Linked DNA regions of Mus musculus: region 2 is linked to region 1. A link is a loop called in an ENCODE intact Hi-C map of the cell type or tissue named here. Cell type or tissue: heart. All regions are shown on one strand. Links, peaks and the distances in the headings refer to the core of each region. The heading gives the core; the rest is flanking DNA.

What was found. A loop is a pair of places that touch in the nucleus more often than their neighbours do. Peaks named below come from ENCODE experiments on the same cell type or tissue, not always from the same donor. Only the 100,000 strongest peaks of a DNase experiment are listed, where the experiment ranks them.
Region 2: a loop joins it to region 1, with 2.4 times the contacts of the local background. A loop is called at or near these places in 3 of 42 quality-filtered maps.

What each region holds. Positions count from the first base shown.
Region 1 is chr19:56,716,618-56,726,711 of GRCm38, reverse strand. Adrb1 (adrenergic receptor, beta 1) reads right to left here and starts at 4,595. Exons shown (of 1, transcript NM_007419.3): 1 at 1,562-4,595. The coding sequence starts at 4,340. The coding sequence ends at 2,940. In heart, for the core only: a CTCF peak has its summit at 4,868; DNase peaks (open chromatin) are centred at 3,101, 3,691, 3,701, 4,831 and 1 weaker place; H3K4me3 peaks cover 3,667 bases; H3K27ac peaks cover 3,435 bases; H3K27me3 peaks cover 2,477 bases.
Region 2 is chr19:56,626,088-56,636,181 of GRCm38, reverse strand. No RefSeq gene overlaps it. Among named protein-coding and RNA genes, the nearest start is that of Gm32441, 33 kb to the left of the region's middle. In heart, for the core only: no CTCF peak of the experiment used is centred there; DNase peaks (open chromatin) are centred at 4,371, 4,941 and 6,321; H3K27ac peaks cover 841 bases.

The DNA of each region.
Region 1 (10,094 bases), core at 1,059-9,058:
CCTGTGAATATCTGTGGTGCCCGCTTGGAGGATCCCACAAAAAAAAGTCTTCTTGTTTCCTGCAAGTCTATGTAAGCAAATCCCTCTGCAGAGTGACTTCCTCTAGTTCACTAAAGAGACTGAACACGTCTACCCAGTAGTTAATACAGTATGTCCTTAGAGCTAAAAGAACATTCGTGATATTCAGAGCTGAGGTTTGCAGACCAGCACCCATGTTTGGGGTGGGGGATACTCTCTCATGTAGGCAGCAAGGCATTAGCCAGGTGCTTCAGGGTTCTTCAGATGAGACCGACTCTTCACATTATGAATGAAAAACCCTCCAACCAAAAGCACATGCATACTTTGGGGAGGGGGGGGGTGATACTAAAATGAACTTCAGTTCCTAGGGGACTTACAGTACTATTTTATCCTGAGATGGATTTACGCTTTCAAACTAAGTTTAAGGATTACCATTTACCATCACCCTTTCCTCCCTGCCCCTCCCCTTCCCCTTTCTTTCCTTCTTCAGTTCCTACTTTCTTTTTCTGGAAACATGGGGTAAACCTGTGGGGAGCCTTTGTTGACATGGCTGCTGTTCAGCCAGCCTTTCTTCCACAGGGATCTAAAGGCCAGCACTGTTCTCAAAGGGCCCTGAGCTTGCAGACATGCCTTTGGAGAAAGGAGTCCTACCTTTTCCTGGAAGAAGCTGCCTGTCCGTCTTGTCTGTCCATCTTAGAGGGGACCCTGAGCCAAAACCATATACTTTTCATTTTGGTGACACTACGTACGGTTCAGTCATGAAATGAAAAGCTTGTTTAAACATATTGGATAAACAGACTGGGTGAATGTACAATGAATCTCAGGATGGAATTTTACTCTACACTTCTCGGGAACTAATTTTTAATGAAAAAAAAAAAAAACCTCTATCCATTTGGGTGTTATAATTCTGTTAGGAAGTTAAATGAAAGTTAGGAGGTTCAGTTTGCCTTTCCTGCCCACCTAGAACATCTGCTGAAAAGGATCTAGGTACTTGTGTGAGAGAGATAACATTTGCTTCAGGAGTCCTTTTATACATCTTTGCTTAAGCATGAACATGGCTTTTTTTTTTTCCCATTCTAAGCAGGCTCTGGAGAACTGTGAACCCACTGTGGTTTTCAATGGGGACACAAACATAAGCCATGGAAGCCACTCACCGTTATTTCAAGTGGGCGACATCATCCAGTGGATCATTCCTTCCTGCTTGTGTTTCTGTGAGATGTTGCTGCTGAGTTACCCGTCTCCAGCAGCACTCTCTCTGGCTCTCCTTTGCAGAAGATACACGGTCCCTTCTTCCATCAAGTGTAGCAGATGGGCTCTTGAGGGTGCCTGAGTTGTCTGGAATACCTTGAATCCGGCTGTGAAAATTTAGGGCAAATCTGTGGCTCTCGGTTGGTGAACACCTTATTTGGTCTAGAGGCACTTTGCTCTGTGATTGAGTCATGAAGAGATATTAAAAAGGCAGCCAGTCTGTATTTTGAAGCAAACACTCAAGTCTCTCTTGTCATCGCGGACCCCCTTACAGACACACGGCACGGAACCTCGATTGAGCTGCACTGCTGTCTTTATTGCACATGGACCAATTCCCACACGGTAGTTAGTTGCACCAGAGTATAAATACTTGGTCACACACACAAGAAGAGATAGAATATACACACGAGTGCTAAATTTTACCAGCAGATTCACGGGGGCACTTGGACATTAAAAAATAATAATAAAAATACGTAAGAGAATAATATTTATAATATGGATACAGTTACAGTACCATGATAAGAGTATAAAAAGTAACTTCCCAATAAACCATCAACTCAATAACATAATAGACAAGAGAAACTGAGTTTGAATTTTATTTTAGCTTTTTAAAGATCTGCCCACCTCCCCATCCCAGTAAAAATATTTAATTTTTTTTGTGCAAGTTAACAACTTCTATGAATTTTACAATGCCTAACACTGTGCAAAATGGCCTTCCAACCACTGCCTTTTTTTTTTTTTTTTGCCGTCTTTGTTTTTAGCCACATGTGCAATAATCTCAACTGTTTCCTTTTTGTTCTGTCCTATCTTTAGTTGACAGAGTCACATGTCACAGAGAGAGACTCAGCGCCTGGTCCTTCCAACTAGTATTGATACATAAATAAGCTGTTTAATATAAACAAGTCTTTCTATCTTGCTGTGCAATATGCACAGAGTGAGGTAGAGGACCCACAGCAGGACCACCGAGGCGCGCAGGGCACAAGGTTTGCCCTCTAGGAGAAAGCAAGGTGAACCGTGCTCCACACATAGTTTCTCGAAACCAGATTTGTCTGTTTCGCATCCTTCTTTTCCCTTTGCTTTAAGAACAGGAGACACCAGTACTCCGGAATTAGTATGCAATTTCTTTAGAAAGCAAAGGGAAACACTTCCTGGCTAATTATCACCGGCCCCGCCCCCACACCAAACCTGAGCTGAATACTTAGGTTCCTAGGTGTGGAACCGGAAAGCCAGGTGATAGACTCCATCCTGCCCCCTCCCCTCCCCGCCTAGTTTCCACTCGGGTCCTTGCAGAAAGTGTCAAAACCCACCTAGGGGCGGGGGGGGGGGGGAATGCCTGAAGGTGCATTAAACACACGAAAGGCCGAACCTCAGAGAGAAAGGAACTCAAGACAAGCCAGTAAGCCATACTAAGCCACACTCTCCCAACTCCTCCTAAACTTTCCTTTTTGCGCAAACGCTCGGTCCGGGGCTTTTCTGTACGTCTCGGATGATTCGATAGATCTGTGGGCTTTGCATTCACCTGCTTTCGGTCTTGAGTAAACAGAGATCTCCTCTCTCCCCTGGGGAGCGGCTCAGGGGCGCCCAGGCGGGCTCTCTTCCTCTAGGGATGCAGAGCCCGTGTCCAGCCCGGGACTATGGGGAGCGGCGTCCGTGCGCCCAGAGAGCCTGGCTCTCTACACCTTGGACTCCGAGGAGAAGCCCTGGCGCCCCGGCTCGTCCAGGCTCGAATCGCTGTCCACAGTGGTTGTCCCGCCGTTGCAGCCGGTCCAGGGCTCCAGCAGGCGCGCCGGTGGGGTGGTCCCGGCGTCGTCGTCGTCGTCGTCCGAGGGAGCTCCGGGGGACGGCGGCGGCCCAGCTCTCGCCAGGCAGCCGGAGGCGCGCGGCCGGTCCCCGTGGGCTGCGCGGCGTCTGCAGGCGGCCCGGCGCGCGCAGCAGAGCAGGCGCTGGAAAGCCTTGCGGAAGTCGGGGCTGCGGCAGTAGATGATGGGGTTGAAGGCCGAGTTGGCGTAGCCCAGCCAGTTGAAGAAGACGAAGAGGCGATCCGGCACCAGGTCGCGGTGGAAAGCCTTCACCACGTTGGCCAGGAAGAAGGGCAGCCAGCAGAGCGTGAACACACCCATGATGATGCCCAGTGTCTTGAGCGCCTTCTGCTCGCGCAGAGCCACGAGGCGCGACGGCCGCCGCTTGCTGGAGCGCCCGTTGGCCAGCGAGTCTGCGGGGCGCGGTGGCCCAGGTGACGGCGAGGGCTCAGGCGAGGGCGGCCGGGCTGGGCCGCCGAGGAAGCGGCGCTCGCAGCTGTCGATCTTCTTTACCTGTTTTTGGGCCTCGCGGAACACCCGCAGGTACACGAAGGCCATGATGCACAGGGGCACGTAGAAGGAGACGACGGACGAGGCGATGGCGTAGGCCCTGTTGGTGACGAAATCGCAGCACTTGGGGTCGTTGTAGCAGCGGCGCGCTTCGTCGCTCTCGGCCCGCCACCAGTGCATGAGGATGGGCAGGAAGGACACCAACGCCGAGATGGCCCACACTGTGCACACGAGGGCCCGCGCTCGCGCGCGCGTCAGCAAACTCTGGTAGCGAAAGGGCGACGTGATGGCGAGGTAGCGGTCCAGGGCGATGACACACAGGGTCTCAATGCTGGCCGTCACACACAGCACATCTACCGAAGTCCAGAGCTCGCAGAAGAAGGAGCCGTACTCCCAGCGGCCCCACACCACGATGGTGGCCCCGAAAGGCACCACCAGCAATCCCATGACCAGATCAGCGCTGGCCAGGGACATGATGAAGAGGTTGGTGAGCGTCTGCAGCCGCGGGGTCTTGGCGATGGCCACGATCACCAGCACGTTACCCACCACGATGAGCAGAACGATGAGCGCCAGCAGTAGGCCCATACCCGCGGTCCACTGCTGCGACAGCGGCGCTGAGCCCTCGCTGGCTGGAGGCAGCAGCGAGGCGGGAGGCGACGCGAGCACCAGCAGCCGCGCCGCGGTGGCCGCACCGTCGGGCAGCGGCGCGGCGGACGACAGGTTGCAGGGTTCGGAGGCGCCCAGGGCGAGCGCCCCCGCGCCCATGCCGAGCTGCGGAGGCCGGGGGCGGGGGGTGTGGCGGGGCTGGGCCGCGCCTGGGGAGCACCCCAGGAGCCGGGGCTGCGGGGCCCGCGCGGGGAGGTCGCGGCCAGGTCAGGGCAGCCGCGGCTCGGGGCCGGAGGCATGGACGCCGGGCGCCTTCTCCTCCGTAGCCGAGCGCTGTCTCCGCCGCCGCCGCCGCCGCTGCTGCTGGAGCCGCTGTCGCTGCTGGAAGAGCCGCCGGGACCTCAGCATGTTTCTGAGCGCGCGGGGCCGGCGGCTCCAACACCCAGCACCTCCCCCCCCCCCTTCGCTGCCACCCCCCCAGCCAGCCCCCGGGGCCGCGCGTCAGGCTCCCGCAGCCAATCGCCGCCAAGGCACGCCCCCGACAATGGTGCCCCCACCCCCAACACCCAGCACCCCCTCCTACCCGCGATTGAAAGGCTCCAAAGATTGCGGGCGGACTACGCAGCCAGCACCCACGGGCTGCAGCGAGCGCGCCCTTTCCTGCTCAGGCTTCTTCCAGAGTCTAGTCTGCGGCGCCCCCTGCGGCGCCCCGCCGCCTCCTGTGCCCCCCGCCAACCAGTAGTCTCCGTTAACCTTAGCACCCAGCTCTCCTTTTGCCGCTCCCGCAAGAGCGCCCTTATTTCCCTTCGGCACCCCGTAGTTCCCTCGCCTCTAGTGCCCGGTTCCTGGTAGCTATAAGAGAACCTTACAGGCGTCTCGGAGACGCAGGAGTGCCTTGGACAGCCTATCTGCTGGGATTGGAGGAATTTAGCTGTGAGACTGGGGTTCTGCCATCAGGCAGCCTGGCTCTTCCCTGATCGCGAGGGGACCTGGCCAGCATGACAGCTTGGGGGAATAGGAAGTGGGTGTTAGTGATTAGAGGAAACTTTGCAGCCAGGCGGGTTGCTGGAGCAGGGTACGCATCTGTCAGAAAGGCTCTCTGGGCGCTGTTCTCGCGCGGAGCTGTGCTCTCTCCTTCAAGTGCAGTAGATGGGGAAAGGAAGGGAAGGTTTGTGGATGTAACTGCCAACACCGAGGACCAGTCGGATACACACACAGGCCCCAGTCCCAGCTAAAGAAAAGGATGAAAGAGTTCTGAATATAAAGGAGAAGTTTAGGGCAACATTCAGTCCAGGGTAAATGACGTCGCCCCACCCCCACGCCCCTCGTGGAAAGAACACGGAGAATGACGCTTCAGACTTTTTGACTCCAGTACCAACACCTTAACATCCGCATCTGTGCTCCGTTACCCATGGGATTTTGCAATCTGAGCTGAGCCAACACAAGGTGCTATCCCTTTTGGGTTGACGTCATGAACTGGGATTTCAGATTTCTTGGGAGGGTGGCTAGATTCTCAAAACTGTGGGATTAGCTTTGGGAAGATGAGGGAAGAAAATATATACATACTCAAGGCGATTAAATCTGAAAGCATTTAAAGTCATACCACATTTCCTCGCTTCACATTGTCGAGAGAATCCGAAACTAGAGTCTTTGGCTTCATTCCTGATGCGAACAGAGGATGGGACCTCGGGCTGAGGTCCTCTGATCTACCCCTGGGAATGCCTCTACCTCAGGCCGTAAAAAGGAAATCTGTAATTAAGTTCTTGAGAAGCGAACAGTTCCCAATTGTCTCAGAAGGGAAGGGTGCACGGTAGTGTTATATAATGTTATGTAATGCTCCCGAGTCCTTCTTGCATTGGAATAAAAAGATTAGCATCTGGGAGGAACATCAACATGTGGCCAAGCTGGTACTCTCACCTTGCCAAAAGACACAGGCTCACAGCTGTCCATCCACAGCCGTACTCTTCATAAAGTCAAACCCGTGGATGTGCCCTAGGATCAGGCTTGACCACTGAGAGTGTTACCACGGGGGAGTGATCTGTTTATTCACCCCTGCCCTGGACTTACCAAGTTCTGCCAAGTTGGGGAGTTTTGAGAATCAGGGAACAGGAACTACACCGAGGGCAGAAGGAGTTGGCACCCATAGTCACCCCAGCCTCTTCAAGCCAGGGTCTCTCCTTCCTGTGGCTTTTAGGGGATGGCTGAAAGGACTCAAGGGACAATCTGAAAAACGCCCATGTTTTGAAGTGAGCTGACCAAGAAAGGGCCTCTGAGTGCTGGGGTGTGGGGAAATGTGGAAAGAGGCTTTCTGCTAAGTGGTGCTATTGGGGTGCAGTGTATCGACCTCGTGTCCCCAGGGCATGGGGTTTCTTGGGATGATAAGGCCAGAACTGAGCTGTAGAGATTGGAGTCAGGAGCCGAGGCTGGTAACCTTGTGCTATTTATATGTATGAACACACCAGGCGGCAGGACCACCATTCTGGATTTTGTGACCTTTCCCCTTGATGACTTGGTGTTACATCAAGTTTCTCTGCATTTCTGTGGAATAAATACATTCAAGTAAGCATTCAAAAACCAGGAGGCTTTTCTAGCAGGGCTTCATAGAGAGGATCCCAGATGCTCTTAGGGACTTTCCTCAACTGTACTGACAGGCGTACTTAAAATAGTGTAGCCTCAGCTAGCATGGAGGTCTCTCTCTCTCTCTCTCTCTCTCTCTCTCTCTCCATCTCTCTCTCTCTCTCTCTCTCTGCTTCTTAGAAAAGGATATGAGATTAAGAGGAAGTTCAACATAGCCACTGACTTAGTCTGTTTTCTGTTGCTATGACCGGATACCTGAACCTGGGTAATGTAAGAAGGGCTTTATTTTGGCTCAGAATTTTGAAGGTTGAGAGGTTCAAGTCCAGACACTTGCCTCTCTGTGCAGAGCAGAAAGCACAAGGGGCCTCTTGAGGAGTAGTAACAACCCGCTCTTCTAACTCCTGTCAGATCTCATAGCAACTATGTATCCATCCCGTCACAGCAAAGCCACCACTTAACACTCCGTCAGACCAACTGTTCAATATGGTCATTTTCTATCTGCCACTCAAAGTGCATCAGTAGGAATCCTTCCCAGTGTTAATTGGCACACCTGAGAATCACGAGTCCCTCCCCCGCTGCCTCTTTTCCCATCTGGCTCCCTGCATCCTATGGGAGACAGTATTCGGTGTGCACTCTGTGACTACCTCTCCTTATCCCCTTCACTCTCACAGAGAGCTGAATGTGTAGTTCAGCTGTACAGCAGTTACCTAACAGGCAAAGGCCCAGCTCCATCCAGGGATGACAGCCTTTACCGGCTCACTGCATAGAGTTCTGTACGCCTCTATCGTAGGAAACTCCGGCCTGGTTTCGGATCTAATCTCTTCCCAAAGCTGGGATATATTCTTGTCTTGCTTCTCCTTCCTCCTTCCGTCTTCCTTTCCCTGCCTGTTGCTTCTGGAAATAATTTCCCACTAACCTATGGTAACTGTGGCTATGATAGATTGCCTTTTGACGTCTCTTAAATCATTTTCATCTCTGTGTGATTTTTGCCTTTTCTAGGTCATATGTTTATGGAGAGCAGGAACTATCTTACCGTTTTTGCAGCTTCCATGTTCATTAATAATTACTTGACATTAGTTAATATTTAACTTGAATTCATAAATGTCATATTTAATTAAAATATCTTTTTTGCACAAGTGAGGAATGGTTGACTATTTCAGAACTTGGGAGTCTCCACTCATGCTTATAGCTCACACGGACCAGTCAATATTTCCATATAAGCACCTCAAAACACCCCGTTTATGAGCAGCGTCTCATTGTGTAGCCCATTCTGTCCTATGATCTAGGCTGGCCTCAAGCCCACAGCAGTCTTCCTGTCTTGGACTCCTAGGTGCTGAGGTTTCATGAACTGCCACAGTCAGCTAATTTCCACTCACTGGAAACATTATAACACTACTTATGCCTTCCCCACCCCCACCACCTTTCCCACCCCGGGAAGATCGCTGAGAATCTCATATCAAGTCCCAGATCAAGTCACATATCTATAGTACAGTGATTAATAGTCAATTCAGCCCACTCATGGTTACACGCCATGAACCTGACATTTCCAGTCTTAAAAATGAAGGTGAGCAGACGGACAACTGCTGGGAGACAGGCCAGAGAAACCCTAGGAAACGCATCAAACTCCACTAGCAAAACTGTCCTGGCGGCCGGTAATAACCTCCAGCTACTTGTAATCAAGCTATCACTAATCAAAAGATCTCCTAATCAGAGCTTAAGTGGTTCATCCTCAGGATAGACAACACAGCTTGTCACCTAAAGCCATATGGCTGCTCCAAGGATCAGTCCGTGCTAACTGAAGGACGGACAGCCTGGCTCAGGCTGGCACTTAAGGTCATATGCTAGATCTGGAGCCACAGTTTACACAGGGACAAGCAACTGCAGCCGCTATCATCACAACAAGCACAGAGGCGCGTATACAGTAAGCACGGTCAAGGCTGGGCTACTTAGAAAATCCAAAGGCTCTCCTCTCTCCCCACCCCCTTCCTCCCTCTCTGCCTCCTCCTCTTCCTGGTGTGTCTGACAAGTACATTGAATAATGTCAGAGCCAATAATAATATTTTTCAAAATTTGGATGCATTGGAAAGAGTTCCGATGGGGAGGGAGATGGGTAGAAGATCCAGGTTCCTGTCCTGGCTTGGCTGTTTGACCTTCAGTAGTGACTTCACCTTTCAAATGAATGCACTGTTTGCTCACACACTCGCTCTCTCTCTCCCTCTCTCTCTCTCTCTCTCTCCCTCTCTCTCTCTCTCCTCTCTGTATTAAGGGTGAAATAAATAGAATACTTTATGGGAATTTTTTTTAATCCACACGCTATGTATTTGTAATACACGGCTGTACACTGCCTTATCACTGCGACCTTTCAGATCACAGAAGGTGCCAAGATCTTCAGAAGAGTCCGTGCCCTTAGATAAGCTCCTTAGTCGGTGTGACCCTTCTTTGTCATACTCAGTATTTATTGTGATTCAGAGGATGGGTAGCAGGGGATTATTTTTAATTCTCTTATCATGAGCAAATCGTCTTTTAAAAGACTTTTTTCCAGAGAGGGGGGAGGTGGATATGGTTTTGTTTTTTTTTTGTTTGTTTTTTGTTTTTTCATATCCTTACTTAGCATATGTACCTTGCTCCACCCCCCCCCCCTTCTTCTTTCTGTGGGATTGGTACCAAAGTGGAGGTCCAGATGCCTGATAAGTAAAGGCTGAACCACTGAGATACATGTCAGCCCACACCCCACATTGTTATGTGTGAGTGTTCTACCTGCATGTATGCCTGTGCATCCTGTGTGTGCCTGAAGCCCCAAAAGATGACAAGAGGGCATCAGATCCCCCTGGAAATGAGTTACAAAGATGGGGTGCTGTGCATTCCCGGAATCGAACTTGCATCCTCTGGAAGAGCAACGAGTGCTCTTTACTGCTAAGACTTCTTCCAGGCCCCCATTTAAAAAGTGTTTAGGTTGCTGTGTGCAGGGGTGAGTGTGGGGTCAGGGGCAGACTTGTGATGCTCTCTGCATCCACCTTCTACAAGGCTTGTGAAGATGGAACTCGGGTTTCCCAGGCAAGCTTCCCTGCCTAAGCAGTTCTGCTGGAAAGATTTGTACACATGCGTCTTCCATCTACATTTCAGGACACTTCAGCACTGAACTATTAGCAGCCCCGAGAGGAGCTGTCCTCTATTTAGTCCTCTGTTTGATGCCCTGACTAGCACCTTGAAGGGGAGGAGGAAGAGGCCGTGTCAGCACAGCCCCAAACCGGCCATCATGGTTTCCGTTGTTACTCCCGTGTAAGGAATGAAGATTGGTCCGTCAGTTGCAATCCCACGTGAATGTGTTAGTGGCAA
Region 2 (10,094 bases), core at 1,154-9,153, 91 kb after region 1:
TTCATGGTGTCCCATAAGTTTGGGTATGTTGTGGCTTCATTTTCATTAAACTCTAAAAAGTCTTTAGTTTCTTTATTTCTTCCTTGATCAAGTTATCACTGAGTAGAGTGTTGTTCAACTTCCACCTGTATGTTGGATTTCTATTATTTATGTTGTTATTGAAGATCAGCCTTAGTCCGTGGTGATCTGATAGGCTGCATGGGATTATTTCAATATTTTTGTATCTGTTGAGGTCTGTTTGGTGACCGATTATATGGTCAGTTTTGGAGAAGGTACCATGAGATGCTGAGAAGGTATATCCTTTTGTTTTAGGATGAAATGTTCTATAGATATCTGTTAAATCCATTTGTTTCATAAGTTCTGTTAGTTTCACTGTGCCTCTGTTTAGTTTCTGTTTCCAGGATCTGTCCATTGATGAGAGTGGGATGTTGAAGTCTTCCACTATTATTGTGTGAGGTGCAATGTGTGCTTTGAGTTTTAGCAAAGTTTCTTTAATGAATGTGGATGCCCTTGCATTTGGAGCATAGATGTTCAGAATTGAGAGTTTATCTTGGTAAATTTTACCTTTAATGAGTAAGAAGTGTCCCTCCTTATCTTTTTTGATAACTTTAGGTTGAAAGTCGATTTTATTTGATATTAGAATGGCTACACCAACATGTTTCTTGGGACCATTTGCTTGGAAAATTGTTTTCCAGACTTTTACTCTGAGGTAGTATCTGTCTTTATCCCTGAGGTGGGTTTCCTGTATGCAGCAAAATGTTGGGTCCTGTTACATAACCAGTCTGTTAGTCTATGTCTTTTTATTGGGGAATTGAATCCATTGATATTAAGAGATATTAAGGAAAAGTCGTTGTTGCTTCCTGTTACTTTTGTTGTTAGAGTTGGAATTCTGTTCATGTGGCTGTCTTCTTTAGGTTTGTTGAAAGATTACTTTCTTGCTTTTTCTAGAGCTTAGTTTCCCTCTTTGTGTTGGAGTTTTCCCTTTATTATCCTTTGAAGGATTTGTGGAGAGATATTGTGTAAATTTGGTTTTGTCATGAAATACCTTGGTTTCTTCATCTACAGTAATTGAGAGTTTTGCTGGGTTTAGTAGACACTATTGCAGATGTCAACAAGATTTTTGTTGATAGGACTCTGATATAGCTGTCTCCTGTGAGGCTATGCTAGTGCCTGGCAAATACAGAAGTGGATGCTCATAGTCATCTATTGGATGGAGTACAGGGTCCCCAATGAAGGAGCTAGAGAAAGTACCCAAGGAGCTGAAGGTGTCTGCAGCCCTATAAGAGGAGCAACAATATGAACTAATCAGTAACCCCAGAGCTCCCTGGGACTAAACCAGCAATCAAAGAAAACACATGGTAGCACTCATGTCTCTAGCTGCATATGTAACAGAGAATGGCCTAGTCAGCCATCAATGGGCAGAGAGACCCTTGGTCTTGTAAAGATTCTATGCCAGGAAGCAGGAGTGGGTAGGTTGGGGAGCAGGGGGAGGGAGAGGGGATAGAGGATTTGGGGAGAGGAAACTAGGAAAGGGGATAGCATTTGAAATGTAAATGAAGAAAATATCTAATAAAAATATATTTAGGGGCTGGTGAGATGGCTCAGTGGGTAAGAGCACCCGACTGCTCTTCCGAAGGTCCAGAGTTCAAATCCCAGCAACCACATGGTGGCTCACAACCATCCGTAACAAGATCTGACTCCCTCTTCTGGTGTGTCTGAAGACAGCTACAGTGTACTTACATATAATAATAAATAAATCTTTAAAAAATATATATATTTAGAAGAAGAAGAAGAAGAAGAAGAAGAAGAAGAAGAAGAAGAAGAAGAAGAAGAAGAAGAAGAAGAAGAAGAAGAAAAGAAGGAGGAGAAGGAGGAGAAGGAAGGAGGAGAAGGAGGAGAAGGAGGAGAAGGAGGAGAAGGAGGAGAAGGAGGAGAAGGAGGAGAAGGAGGAGAAGGAGGAGAAGGAGGAGAAGGAGGAGAAGGAGGAGAAGGAGGAGAAGGAGGAGAAGGAGGAGAAGGAGGAGAAGGAGGAGAAGGAGAAGAAGAAGAAGAAGAAGAAGAAGAAGAAGAAGAAGAAGAAGAAGAGATGCAATGTAGCTGCTGGATGCTCAGCCCTAAGCAGGACATCTATATCTTGCCTCCATGGCTCAGGGAACATTGTAGAAGAGGGAGAGAAAGCTGGTAAAATTGGAGGGGGAGAAGTGAAGCAGCGGCTTCGGGCTGTGGGAAGGCTGTAATCGGGAATACACAGCAGTTTTGGCTACCTGCACAAGACCTGCAAACACACACACATGTAAACACATATGCAGGCATAGGCACACACACACACACACATACATGCATACATGTGCACACACAATACAATATCATACAATACCATACAATACAATAAAATAAAAATAGACAGAGATTTAGTTGAGAAAAAGAAGGGGAGCCTAGTAGGAGTGGTAGAGAGAGGGGAGAGTAAGTGGGGGGACAGTTGTGAATATATGATCACATCATATCATATATGTATATATAAAATCATTTAAAACAAACAAAGCCAAACACAGGCAGCAAATACAAAGAGGACATGGAAACTCGCAGCAAGAAGGGGTTCCGAGCAAATGAGAAAGCATTTGGTAGGAACCATACCTGCCCGTTCTCACCTGCCCGCACTTTGGACTTTAAGCCCCTAGCCTGTAAGGAATAAACACGTGTGGCCTCAGACCCACCTGTGCCTCCTGTGTGCTGGAACTAAGGGCACAGGCCACCACACCCAGCATCTTTTCAGTTCCTGAGAGACACTGTCAAGTAGCTATGCTGGAGTTCATGGACCAGATGCAACTTTTACTATAAGATAATTCAGTATATGTGAGGGACCTTTGCTCCTTAGATATCATAGTGCCAAAATTGAGAGAAGGAAAGGGTTCGTCAGCCAGAAAACTCCTTTACAGTTTTTGGACAATTTATTACAAAAACCCTCAACTTTTTATTGTTTCTTTTTATTTTAATTGCCCGTATTTATGTATTTGTGTGCCATGGTGTGCATGTGGAGGTCAGAGGACAGCCTGCAAGAATTGATTCTCTCCTTCCAACATGTCAGACCCGACGACAAGTACCTTTACCCACGGCAGCATCCTGCTAACCCTATTGTTTTTTAATTATGATACAAATCAGGAAGCTTGTATCATGGTAGAGGTAATGCAGAATGTGGGAACTGTTGAAGTTCACTACAAAAGATGGAAGGACTCTGAGCCACTTTGTGGATGCTAAAACTCCAATCCAGGGAACTAGGCTTCTCAAAGCCCTGTAGTTACTAGTGAGGATTGATGCTGGTGTCCCAAGTTCTACTCTGAAAAAAATCTCTCTTGAGTATCAAGCTATGGCAAAACATGGGAGTATATGCCCTTCCTAAATGCTCCCACCAGGGCTATACCTAACACAGCTGCTGATCAATGGGTTCCAGGCACCGTGTTGATAACGTCTGAACTAAGGTTTATAAGGGAGATGCTACGGCATCTTGACATTTAATATTTCTGTATCAGTGTAAAGATGATTAGTGGGTTCTTTTACTTGCTGGGAAGGAGGGTCACTTTAAGTCGTTAAGGCGCAGGGCATATTTTGCATCTCTCTCCTGTCTTAGTTTGGGTTGACCACATTCAGGTGCATGCTACCTAACCACATGTGGCAAGTGGCTTCTGTGTTGAATGTGAGAATTCTCCATAGCAGAACTTATCTCAGCTAGATCTCCGCCAAAGCAGATGTCCCTTAGAATAGAGAGGATGCCCTGGGTGGCTGAAGGGATGGAGCAGTGGGTAACGAGAGCAGGAACTTGAGTTCCTATCCCTAGATGAGGTGGCTAGCGCTGTAACCTCGGTGCTGGGAGAGGAGACAGGGGGACTGTCTGAGCTCATGGCCGGCTAGCCAGCCTAGCCAAACTCATGAGCTTCATGTTTAGTGAGAGACTCTGCCTCAAAACGTAGGTGAAGAATGACAGAGGAAGCGGCCTGACGACAGCCTCTGGCCTCTAAATAGTAGTTCATAGCTATCCTCGGACTCCCTCAGATGGTCCCACAGCTTAGCCATATCTGGAAGCTGTTACAATTTTGGTGACTAACCAGGGGGTGTAGGGATGGGGGTAGGCCTAAAAGGGGGAGGGGGAGATAGGCCTAAGCTTGGGGGGGGGGGGGTAATTGGCTGAGACATAAACATAAACTAGTCACGGCTGGACAAGTTTACAGACTTGCCTGGTGGTTTGACTTCTCGTACTATTCCAGAACTTCACCTACCATTGACCTTGTAGCCACTACCTGAAGGCTGTCCAGCACACTGCACCCCACCCGCGGCTGCCCATTAATCACGGGCCAAAGAGGCTTTGCCTGGCAGAGGCAGCTACAGGGTTCTGGAACAGGATGCAGCCATTGGCAGACGGGTTCTCTTATCAGGACCTCGCAGTCAGAGAAAAGGCTCCTGTCTGTGGAGAGGGTGGCTTTTGTTTGCTTTCTCTTTTAGCTAAAGGGAATTCCTGGGGAAAAGGGATGCCAGAGAAAAGGAAATGCTTGCCAATAAGAAAAATCCTTCCCAGCCGGACTCCTGCCCCACCCGAAGGACAGCCCCAGCTTCAAAGGGTTCAGCAAGTGTTCCTCACGCTCGGGGTCAGCTCCAGTCCAAGGGAGCTTGCTCGCCCTTTCTTGCAGAGGTCTGCTCCTGGTTTCCTCCGGCTGCCAGGGCTGCATTTTAGATCAAGGAAGCCCAGGAACGCAGACACTCAGTCCTTCTTGCGTTTTTCTAAGGGTTGAGGCCTAGAAGGACCAAGGAAACTAGAAGAGGCCTAGTGACCTCCCTGTCCAAGAGGAGGAAGGTGCCAAAGTCAGAGAGTTGTGCCCCAAGCTGCACAGTGAGATTGAAAGACAAGCTGGGAACAGACTGTGTCTCTGCCTGGCAGCTGGCCTCCAGTTCTCCAAACTTGCGTCGTGCCTGTGTGCTTGCTTTGCTGTTGAGATGTCGCTGTCTGTTGGTGGGTGTTGCAAGTGGAGGTTTCTGAGAGAGGGTTGTGCATTGGATCGTATCCAAGGCCACTGAAGAGGCACTGCTTGGTTTGTACATCAACTTGACACAAGCTAAAGGCATCTGAGAGGAGCAAACCTCAGTTAAAGAAAATGCCTCCATAAGATCCAGCTTTAAGGCATTTTCTTAATTAGTGATTGATGGGGAAGGGCCCAGCCCACTGTGGGTCTCATCGTCCCTGGGTTGGTGGTCCTGGGTTCTATGAGAAAGCAGGCTGAGCAAACCATGAGGAACAAGCCAGTAAGCAGCATCCCTCCACGGCCTCTGCTTCATCTCCTGCCCCCAGGTTCCTGACCTGTTTGAGTTCCAGTCTTGACTTCCTTCAATGATGGACTTCAGTGTGGAAATAGAAGCCAAATAAACCGTTTCCTTCTTAGCCTGCTTTTGGCTGCAGTGCTTCATCGCTGCAATGAACACCCTAAGACAGTCTCTCTATATATTTCAGGCTAGTTCCAAATGGTCATCCTCCTGCCTCTGTCATTCTAGTGCCATTATGCCCAGGTCTTGAGGACCAGAAATGTTGAGTCCTGTCGTGTCAAGCATGATGGGAGATACACTAAATGAATGTGCCATCTGGTAGGAATCCAGTTCTAAATATTAGGTCTTTACAAAAAGAGACACCTGGAAAAAAATGTAGTCTTATTGAGGTATAACCTACACGGCTGCATAATAACTTTCTAAGGAGGTCAGAGGGCCTGGGTAGTGGAGGCACCCGCTAAGACCTGCCCAGAGGCTGGAGAAGGAATGCTGTTTGCTCACAGAGAGTTCCTTGGAAGTGAGTGGGGAACTGTGGGCAGGAGAAGTCACACCCAAAGCTGTCCTCTGACCACCAAAGTATGTGCATAAATTCTCTCTCTCTCTCTTTCTGTCTCACACACACACACACACACACACACACACACACACACACACTACACTGCAAATCAAAACAAAATAAAACACCAACAGCCTATTCTGAAGTCTGTTTCCCAGAAACATTACCACTAATAGGGCCTCTACCTGGTCCTCATGTGAGATTCCTCAAGACAGGGGCCATTGAAACACCATGAAGTATAATTGTGTTCCAGGGTCACACCTCTGCCTGCTTCTTTCCACTTCTCTCTCTTGCTGCCCTGCTTCTCCAACAGTTCCTTGTGGGGACAGTCACGTTGGGTATCATTGCACATGAATCCAACCACATCCCAACTCTGTGCGTGGATCCTGCCACAAAGTCAGCAGAGAGAGAGCGCTTTCATCTTGCAGGGCCTCTGGGGGCCTGAGTGTTCTGGTCCTGCTCAGTCTGCCCCTGTCCAGCCAGGGTTCGTCAGCTTATTCCCACTGCACTCCCTGGGTGACCTTTCTCAGGGCTCCAGGAGAGAGCCTGAGTTCCGGGCATGGGATGAAGGCTGGGTGAGGTTCAGCAGAGTGCTGGATAACAAAGGCACGTGCTCTTGAAAATTGTCAAGGGGACAAACCAGGAACCCACAGTTTTTTGGGTTTTTTTTTTTTTTTTGATCAACAAAACTTAAATAGAAACGGAGGCTATTCATTGTGCTACCAGATTTAGAGCTTTTAACAAGAAACACACTCGTGCTTCAAGGGAAAAAAAAAAGGTCCTCAGAAGTCTGTCTTGCTCTGGCCAACGAGCTTCCAAATTTTGGTGGCATTATAAGTGGTGTCAGGATGACCCATCAACGTGTAAAGATTTTCAAAATTTTATCTTTCTGGAATGAGTCGGTACATTTCAATTCCCATTCAAAGTTGCTTTAAATATATAAGTAGATGATCACATTTACTTTTGAGTCCCAGCAGCCTCTTTTTTTTTTTTCATAAGGATGAAGTTTGTTAGTCTGTCCCATGTGTCTCTCACACCAACAGCCTGGACAACCATGCACGTGTTGCTGTGTTTGTGAGCGTGTAGCAGCCACAAAGCTTAAATCTAGCTAAGCCTCTGTATTTGGGCAAGACAGGGTAGCCTTGTTCCAGAGCCAGGCTGAAGGGGAAGTCTGGGAGCACAGGAGATCTAGCTGAGACTATGAGGGGAGCTATAGATAGAGGTGTTCTGTCTAGTGTCCCCCCTATCCCACTGGGACATTAGCTGGGGGATCTGCATACACACAGCCATTCAAAATTAGAACCATGTGTCCCTTCACTCTGGCCCAAGCTGGTACAGGGGTATGGGGATGCCTAGCCAAAGACTCATAAGTCATAAAAGGAGGGACAGGACAGGCTGGGGCATCAGGAAATCTGTTCTAGACAAAGATGGAGAGGGGAATGAGTAAGAATAAGAGGCAGAACCCAGGACAGCCTTCAGCAAATACCGTGGTGGCCACCCCTCAAAACGGGCAAATCGCAAAGAGGTCCATGGTCCGTACTACCTCCAGTAGGAACCCAGCACAGGAGCCCCTTAAATCCCTCCCAGCCTCTGCAGGCCATGATAGGAGCGTACCTCTCTCTGGAGGAGGTAGACAGCCACTCGCCAGATAAAAGTCAGCTTTACTAGCTCTGGGCTCAATGGTTGCGTTAACTGAAGCCCCCAGAACTAAATGCCAAAGAGCCCTTAGTCTAAGTCTGGTACCCCAAGTCAGTGTGCCTCAGGGGACCAGCAGTGTTTGTCCTGTGGCTCCTTTCTCCGGGTGACGAAATGGAAGAAACTGGAGGGATGTTTATGGAGTGGAAGTCTAGGAGAGTACAAAACAGGCTTCCACGCAGCTGGCCTGAGTCAACAGACCGCCTCCCTCGTGTAGAGAAATGCATCCTTTTCCAGTCACACAGGTGAAATCACACGAAGACTGATCCCATGGTCTCTAGGTTTTGCTGGAATTTTGTGATAGCAAATATTGATTGAAGCTGGTGGGCCGCCAGCACGGTCTGTCCATGTTTGAGAACTCTGGAAACTCTGGCAGGCTGTAGTGGAGAGGATGGGACTGAGTTCCGTCCCTGTGTCTGTTACCAACCAGCAGTGTGTCCTTCCATGACCCTCATGGGCTCATGGCCTGCCTGGTTTCCGCATTTGTAGAAGGACTGGATCTTTGTAGTTGGACTAAGTCTTTTCCAGATCTACGAATGAGTGATCTTATGACGTAAAGTGATATTGCTAAAGTCATCTGATGTTAATTTGGACTTCAAATCCATTCTGATTAATGTTTTCAGGCTCAGGGGGTGGCCTGAAGTGCACTTGCAAAATCCAAATTGGTCTCTTCCAGAGCCTAAGTCAACAGAAGGCTGGTGGCCTTTGGCAGCCACTTGGGGTCTCCAGGCTGGCAGATGGTATGGACTTTGGTACCATTGACAAAGTGTGGTTCACCTCTATCTGGAGCCTACAGTAAAACCATATTAAGTTTTTTGTGTTCCTGTTTCTAGCTGCATAGACACAGTTCAAATAGGGCTGAAAGCCCCAAGGGAGACAACTAGAATTTTAATTACAATCTCTCAAGACCATCAAAGCCTTATTAAGGAATGCTCTGAGTTCCAAATCCTACTAGCACGGGTCAACTCCCTGCAACCAGATGAGTCTCACTTTATAAACACTGGAGAGAAACAAGGCAGCTTTGACCACTGGGTGCTCACAGGAAGCCAGGCTGATGACAGGGTCTGGCCCTATCTCAAACACCTGTGGCTCTCCTTTACAAATAGGGGACAAAATGAAAAAGGAGGTGGTTTCTTGTGCTCAGCCGTGACAATGGCAACCTTTCTAATGCCCAGCTCCAGAATGACATGTGTATTTGGGGATGACAAAGGGGGACGTTTTAGCATCTAAAGCATTTGTGTGAGTGTTTATTTGTGTGAGTGTTCCTAATGAAAGAAAGAAAGCTGTCAGTATGGTCTATAGAACAGTGGTCTGGATTTGTGGTGCACAGAATGGCTACGTAGCCATGGAACTTAACCATCCTTGGGTGATTGTACTGGCTGGTTTTGTGTCAACTTGACACAGCTGGAGTTATCACAGAGAAAGGAGCTTCAGTTGAGGAAATGCCTCCATGAGATCCAACTGTAAGGCATTTTCTCGACTAGTGATCAAGGGGGAAAGGCCCCTTGTGGGTGGGACCATCTCTGGGCTGGTAGTCTTGGGTTTATAAGAGAGCAGGTTGAGCAAGCCAGGGGAAGCAAGCCAGTAAAGAACATCCCTCCGCGGCCTCTGCATCAGTTCCTGCTTCCTGACTTGTTTGAGTTCCAGTCCTGACTTCCTTGGTGATGAACAGCAGTATGGAAGTGTAAGCTGAATAAACCCTTTCCTCCCCCACTTGCTTCTTGGTCATGATGTTTGTGCAGGAATAGAAACCCTGACTAAGACAGTGATGCGCCGAGGAACTGGTTCTCTCCAGCAGTCCCTATAGGAGACATCCCTTTCCTGTGGCTACTATTCACATACACAGTGCGACATGGGAGGAGATTTTTATGACTATAAAAAAGATAAGATAGTGTACAAAATGTCCCAGTCTACAAGAAGTCTCATAGGACACCACATTGATTCATCTCCTTCTATTTCATCTCCAATGATGCTGATATAGAGGTCAGATGTCTCCAGAGCACAGACTGGCGGGGAATGATCTAGGTTAGTCGTGGAGATTATTGTCTTACATTGTATCTAGAATCACATTCTTGAGCAACACAGTCTTAGAATGCAAAGATTAACCCATCCTCCCCTCTTCAAAACGTTGTGTGCTAACAAGACCTGCATAAGGTTAAGCCAATCAAAATCCAGAATGGATGTGGGAGGAGGCCCCTGAGACCCACTCATCATGAAGGATCTCTTGATGGTGGATGGTTGCTGAAGGAGGGAGAGTCATTGTCTTTTGGGGGTTTTGGATGCTGCTAGGTTGCCTGTTCTCCAGTGGATGCCACTTCCACATGTGGGCAGAACTAACCGGACTCAAGAACAGCAAATTTTTTTTTTTTAAAGAAAAAGAGTGCATGAGGTAAGGAGGGATGGAGAGGGTAGTGACGGTGAAGGGAGGTAGGGGTGGACGGACATATTCAAAACGTTGTATAAATGCACAATACTTTCAAAGAGTAAGCTTTTTAAATTATTTTTTTAAATGTACCCTAGGTATTTTCCTCTTGGA